Linked DNA regions of Homo sapiens: region 1 is linked to region 2. The links are chromatin contacts, found by Hi-C in ENCODE. All regions are on one chromosome and are shown on one strand. Each heading gives the region's core, a stretch centred on a gene start or an enhancer-like site at or near the end of the contact. The rest is flanking DNA. Distances are from core to core; before and after follow the strand shown. Region 1 overlaps WWOX (WW domain containing oxidoreductase). Region 2 holds the start of WWOX-AS2 (WWOX antisense RNA 2).

Region 1 (3,061 bases), core at 293-2,792, 320 kb before region 2:
ATGCACATCCAGAGAAGCCAACTCTTCCGATAGATCTTTCAGTTTTATGATTGTTGGTAGCTGAAGATATTAGCTCTTTAAGGAGGCAAATGCTTCTGGCAGGCTGGCCTGCACTAGGAATAGGAGAAATGCCTTCTGGTTTCTTCTAAAATTAATGTAATAAGATGCATTAATCAGAATTCTATCAAGTCTACACACTTGGCCCAGGCTTAAGAAGCAATACTTTGAAACTGCAGTTGGCTAAGCTTCCCTATTCTTTGTGAATCAGAGTCAGGGTTGAAGAAGGAAAAAAAAAAAAAAAAAAAAAAAAAAAGAATAGCACTAATGTTTAAGAAAAACTGGCAACAGGAAAATGTTTAAGCAACTTTTCATTCCTTAGCTCCACCAGGGATTACAGAGGGTTAGGGGAAGGTTTGACCTTTGTATTTCCACAAACGTACTTCAGACTGTGGGATCAAAAACAGTTGGTCAGAACCCAAGCCAAGTCAGGACTGGTTTGGGCAATAGCTCAGGCCCAAGGTATTTACTTGTTTGTTTCTGTCTAATAATAACTTACTCTGGGACTTGCAATGGAATCTTGGCTATTTCTTGCCTTCAGATGTTTGTAACCAGGTGATGAAAAATTTTGGAAACTGAAATAGATTACACAGATGAGTACTTGGCATTGCATAACTTTTGACTTAAAGATGATCTTCTCAAGAAACCAAAAAAAACTGAGCCACAAAATCAGAGCCAACCCCAGTTTCTTCACAGCAATTGCTCATTTTTAGATGATACTCTACATTTTAAAGTGACATAAAAGTGTCCTGAACATTGTACTACAATTTGGTTGTGCTTTTAATGTGACACAGCTACATCTGTATTTACTATTACAACTCAGTACCCAAAAGATGAAAATTTTTAAAGACAAACGGCCAGGCTTTTGTGGAAGAAACATTTCCCCTCATTGTATCAAAAAAAAAAAAAAAAAAAAAAAAAAAAAAGAGTGGCTCCTTCTTGTCTGGTAGATTTCAGTAATTGGCAGGATTTTGAGTAAGCTCTTTTAAAAGCCCTCCATTTCTATTTTCACATTAAACACACTTGCAATATCTATTAAAAGCACAAATACTGAAGAACACACCAAGACTATCAATGAGGTTACATCTGGAGTCCTCGATATATCAGGAAAAAATGAAGTGAACATTCACAGAGTTTTACTTCTTTGGGAACTCAAATGCTAGAAAAGAAAAGGGTGCCCTCTTTCTCTGGCTTCCTGGTCCTATCCAGCGTCCCAAATTTTACATCAATTCTTTATCAGAGGGTTTATCAGAGGGGGTCCAGTTAGGGATTTAGTTTAAACAACAGATACTGGATTCTGCCTTCATTTTGGGGAGTATTTATTCACATTAAGGCAGAGGGGATTCCATGCTAGAAAAGCAGAATAGAAGCAGGAATGTTTCTGCCATGTTCTGGCTATGACCACTTGGCCTTACAGTTCTAGGGTGATTGAGCAATATCCCAGGAAGGACACACAAGGTCACCCAGGAGACTTGGGAACATCGAGAGAGAGCAGGGCCAGTGAATGGGTTGGGGAGAGAACCTCTGAGCCCTGTATATATCTTGGAAGTCACTCTCAAGTTTATATTTGGGCAGACAGAGCCAGATGTCAGCATGGACTCATAGGCAGCCAAGCAGCAAGAGGAGGGTCACTGAAACACTGGCAGAGAGGTCTGCGTACAACTGTCCTTGGCCTCAGACAGATGCATTGCAGTTCTAAAGCTCTTTTGCTCCTTTTCAGATTTCCTTAAAAGAACAGGAAGGGAAGGAAGGATTAAAACCCAGGGGAAGCAAAAGGAGCCATGGCTCAGACGAAGTTTCCTTCCAGAGAGACTCCCTCTGCCCCCATAAATGTGTGTTTTGGAGGACAGCTTACGCATTGGGCAAGGAGGTCATCATGGTCTGAGATTTCAAATTCTTGGTCAGGGTCCTGGCAAGAGGCAGATGGTACACTCAAAACGGGTAACGTAAGAAGTGTTTAGTAAAGGCACTGTTTGTAAAGGTCGGTGCAGGGTTTAAGGAAACAGCAAGGTTTCATGCAATGTACTCCAGTTAGTAACAGCAGGAACAGCTCCTGCCCTTGTCAGCTAAAATGTATGAAACCTTCTTTTTTTTTTTTTTTCTCGAGACAGAGTTTCATTCTCTCAGCCAGGCTGGAGTGCAGTGGCACAATCTTGGCTCACTGCAACCTCCATCTCCGAGGCTTAAGGAAATCTCCTGTCTCAACCTCCCAAGTAGCTGGGATTACAGGTGTGTGCCACCATGCCTGGTTAATTTTTGTATTTTTAGTAGAGATGGGTTTTCACTATGTTGGCCAGGCTGGTTTCAAACTCCTGACCTCAGACAATCTGCCCACCTCGGCCTCCCGAAGTGTTGGGATTACAGGCGTGAGCCACTGTGCCCGGCCTGGACGAAACCTTCTACAGAGGAAGGTGGTGAAGTGACACCCTGCAGGGAGCAAGCCTGAAAATTAAATTGCTAAATCCAACCAGAAGAAGAAAGGGCAAGAGAGCCAACTATGGTCAGCTTCCAGGCCAGGTGGAAGAATGTGGGGAGCACAAAGGTAGCTGGTGCACAGACCGCACGCGAGAGAGCCCAAGGGTGGTTTTGCAAGGGCAGATGACAGGACTAGTGGGGACAACGCCCACAGTTCCCCAACTTCAACCAGAAGGCCTTGGCTGTAATGTCTTATACACTGCCATGTCACATTAGTTGTTACATGAAGGCAGAACTTTTTCCCCCAAAATACCTGATTGGAAAACCTTGACCCTGGATGTCACGCTGGTTTCTCCCAGGTCTAAGGTGCATGATTCCATAGAAAAGAACCAATGTAATCCACAAAGGATACATCTTGAAATTGGATAGGTTGGAAAAGTACACAGGTGCCTTTATCCACGCCATCACTGCAACCTCTTTTGTTTTGTACATATATGAAAAGCCAACATTCTAAAGTAGAGGTTCACTTAATTTTTTTTTTTTCAAGAGAGGCTTCTTGGTAGTTTCATCACACAGTGGTTTTATTAGG
Region 2 (2,700 bases), core at 56-2,555:
TCTGAAGATTTTCATAAAGAATGCCAAAACATTTACACAAACAAAGATATCTGAACCAAGGGGTCTGCTTTTATTTATTTTTTTTTTATTTTGTGTTTTTACAACATGCAGGTGCTGCTCCAAAAAAGTTTTTCAAAAAAAAAAAAAGAGAAAGAAAGAGAGAGAAAGAAAAACATGTATTGCAGTGAGGGTATTTATGTTCAAAGTTCAGAAATTTGTGGGCATTAACTGAGACCTGGAATCCCTGCCATTCAGCTGACCCTCTGCCCTGCCCAACATTCTTCACTGTTAAATGCCTAAGAATAATAGCCTCCTCCACCTGCACCCCAGCAAAGTGAAACATATTTCCCTGGCTGGGTTTTAAGTCAAGCTAAACACCAGCAGACCTAAGCGTGGTACCTGCATCACTTGGCCGTCCAGAGAAAGAGACACACTGGCTTTGAATTCTTTTGGAACTTCTTTGAGCCAGAAAATATCGACTCCTAGCAGGCCCAGCACAGGCGCTGTTGTACATGCTCTCTGGGTCTGTACTGATCAATGACAATTTTGGTAAACACTGCCTGAATAATTCATCATAGAAAAAAGCTTTCGAATTAAATGATATTACTGGGGCTTCCAGCACAAACACACACGTGTTCCCGAAAAGCTAGTCCAGCTGGAAGACTGCTTGGAATAACCACGATGATACCCAAGCTAAGCCCCCCATTTTATAAATTGTAATGAGTCATCTACCTACCCTACCCTCAGTCATAGGAAAATGCTGTTGGAGCCTCAGCCAGGTGTTCCAGCAGCATGCACCTGGCACATCTTGCTATGGCTTCTCATGGTAAAATGCTACCATGGTTAACCCAACGCGGCAGCATGCAGCGATCTAAAAAAAAACAAACAAAAGCGGAACAAAGATAGATGAAGGGAAAAAGGAAGGAAGGAAGGAAAGAAGAAAAGGAGGAAGGAAGAAAGAAATGCAAAAATGTTGGCTGTATTTTGTGCAGAGTAAAACTGAATGGCAGCGGGAATAATTCAATTTAATCTTGGCAAGCGGAATGGAGACTTAGGAACCACAGCAAATGCCAAGCAATTCATACCTTCTGTTTTATTTTAAAGCCCCACCTTTCCCCACTGCACAAAGTCACACACACAATTAGTACTGCATTGACCGTAGGACTGGCAAAATTCTACACCAAAAAGCTATCCTTGGCTCAAAATGAGCTCATGCATTAGAATGGCACACCAAAAACCTCAATGTGTGCTTTGAACCATGCTAGTCTGCTTTGCTGTTGTGTTGTTTTGTATTTTCCCACAGGCAGAAACCAGGTTTTGACCCACTTCTTCTCCATCCCTCTACTGCTTTCTTTAAAGATTCAAAATGAGTCTCAGTGAGGCCTCAGAACGGTAAGGACCATTTGGTACTACTTAATCCTATTTAGGCAAGGCCAGGAATGTCTATTTATAGCACATTAAAGACGGAATGTAAGGGAGGGGTCCATGGCATGAAATTCAAGGTCTCAGCATCCAGAGACAATGGGACTTCCAGTGCCTTGGCCTCGATTTCTTACAAATGCGTTCCACGGATGTATTTGACAGAGGCTGGTGTCAAGTCCTGGGCTGGATACTGGAGCTACAGATTAAAAAAAATAAGACATGGTTCTTATCCTTAAGGAGTCAAAGCCTAATAGGGAAGAGAGTCGCAGGCACAAACAACTACCAGATGGTACAACTAGTGCTCTACACTAAGAGCCGGCAAAGGGGCCCTGGGCCAGGAGGCAGGAAGCCCGTCCACCGCCCGGCATTGTGGACTCAAGGAGACAGCTGATGAGTAATCTGCAGTCGCTGCTAGTTGCCAAAGAACGGAAAATCTCCATGAGTCCCACCTGACCACTTAGAAAGGTTAGCTATGGTAAAAAGTGAACAGGTGGGATACAAGCCAAAAGACAAATAAGACTATGAGACTATCACAAAGGGGCTGGTGGACAGCCAGGGGGTCTCCCGTGGGCCAAACCCATCCAGAAAGACTACAGAGCATGTGTGCCACCCCACCACCAGAAGCAAGGCCACACACATAAGAACATCGTAGCTTGCTGCCTTTCCACCACCTCCGCCCCCTCACCCCCCCAAAGCAAAGCCATCTCACTGAGCTAGGGCCAGCGTGGACACCTTCAAGTGTTAGATACGCACTATCACCGTGCATCACGAGGAAAGAGAAGGGCCCACATGGTTTTCATACTTAGGAAAATTCAGCTTTAATCAAACTCAGTTAATTATTGACTCAACAAGGATGAAACTACAATAAAACCATTTTTGCCAGAGGCCAAACTATTAAGAAACCTCGTGTACTTCATAGACAAAAAGCCTTCAGAAGTATTCCTTGAGCCTTCATAATATTCCATCTTAACAATCATTATTGTGCTTATCTCTCAATGCCAATAAAGGAGAGACAATCGAGGAAGTTGCCTATGTATTTAAGGAAAAAAAACAGACCAGTAACAGTGGCTCCTGCCTGTATTCCTAGCATTTTGGGAGGCCAAGGCAGGAAGACTACTTGAAACCAGGAGTTCGAGATTATAGTGAACTATGATCATGCCATCATGCCACTGCACTCCAGCCTGGGCAACAGAGCAAGATCTGTCTCTGTTTAAAAACAGAAAGAGAGAATGGGGAATCGGCCTAAGTAAATGCCGCTGCTCTCCTTTACAGAATTAG

What was found. A loop is a pair of places that touch in the nucleus more often than their neighbours do. Pooled maps may share reads with other maps.
Region 1: a loop to region 2 is called in a pooled map of ovary, with 2.3 times the contacts of the local background. The contact joins the enhancer-like site here to the promoter of WWOX-AS2 in region 2. A Hi-C loop is called at or near these places in 7 of 50 pooled maps.

Annotation. Positions count from the first base shown.
Region 1 is chr16:78,814,425-78,817,485 of GRCh38, reverse strand. The region is part of intron 8 of WWOX (WW domain containing oxidoreductase); the gene reads right to left. Among named protein-coding and RNA genes, the nearest start is that of WWOX-AS2, 320 kb to the right of the region's middle. Within about 2 kb of position 1,542, at least 9 of the 41 ENCODE cell types and tissues checked have a DNase peak (open chromatin) inside an H3K27ac peak, as active enhancers do.
Region 2 is chr16:78,498,641-78,501,340 of GRCh38, reverse strand. WWOX-AS2 (WWOX antisense RNA 2) reads left to right here and starts at 1,305. Exons shown (of 2, transcript XR_007065129.1): 1 at 1,305-1,392. The region is part of intron 8 of WWOX (WW domain containing oxidoreductase); the gene reads right to left.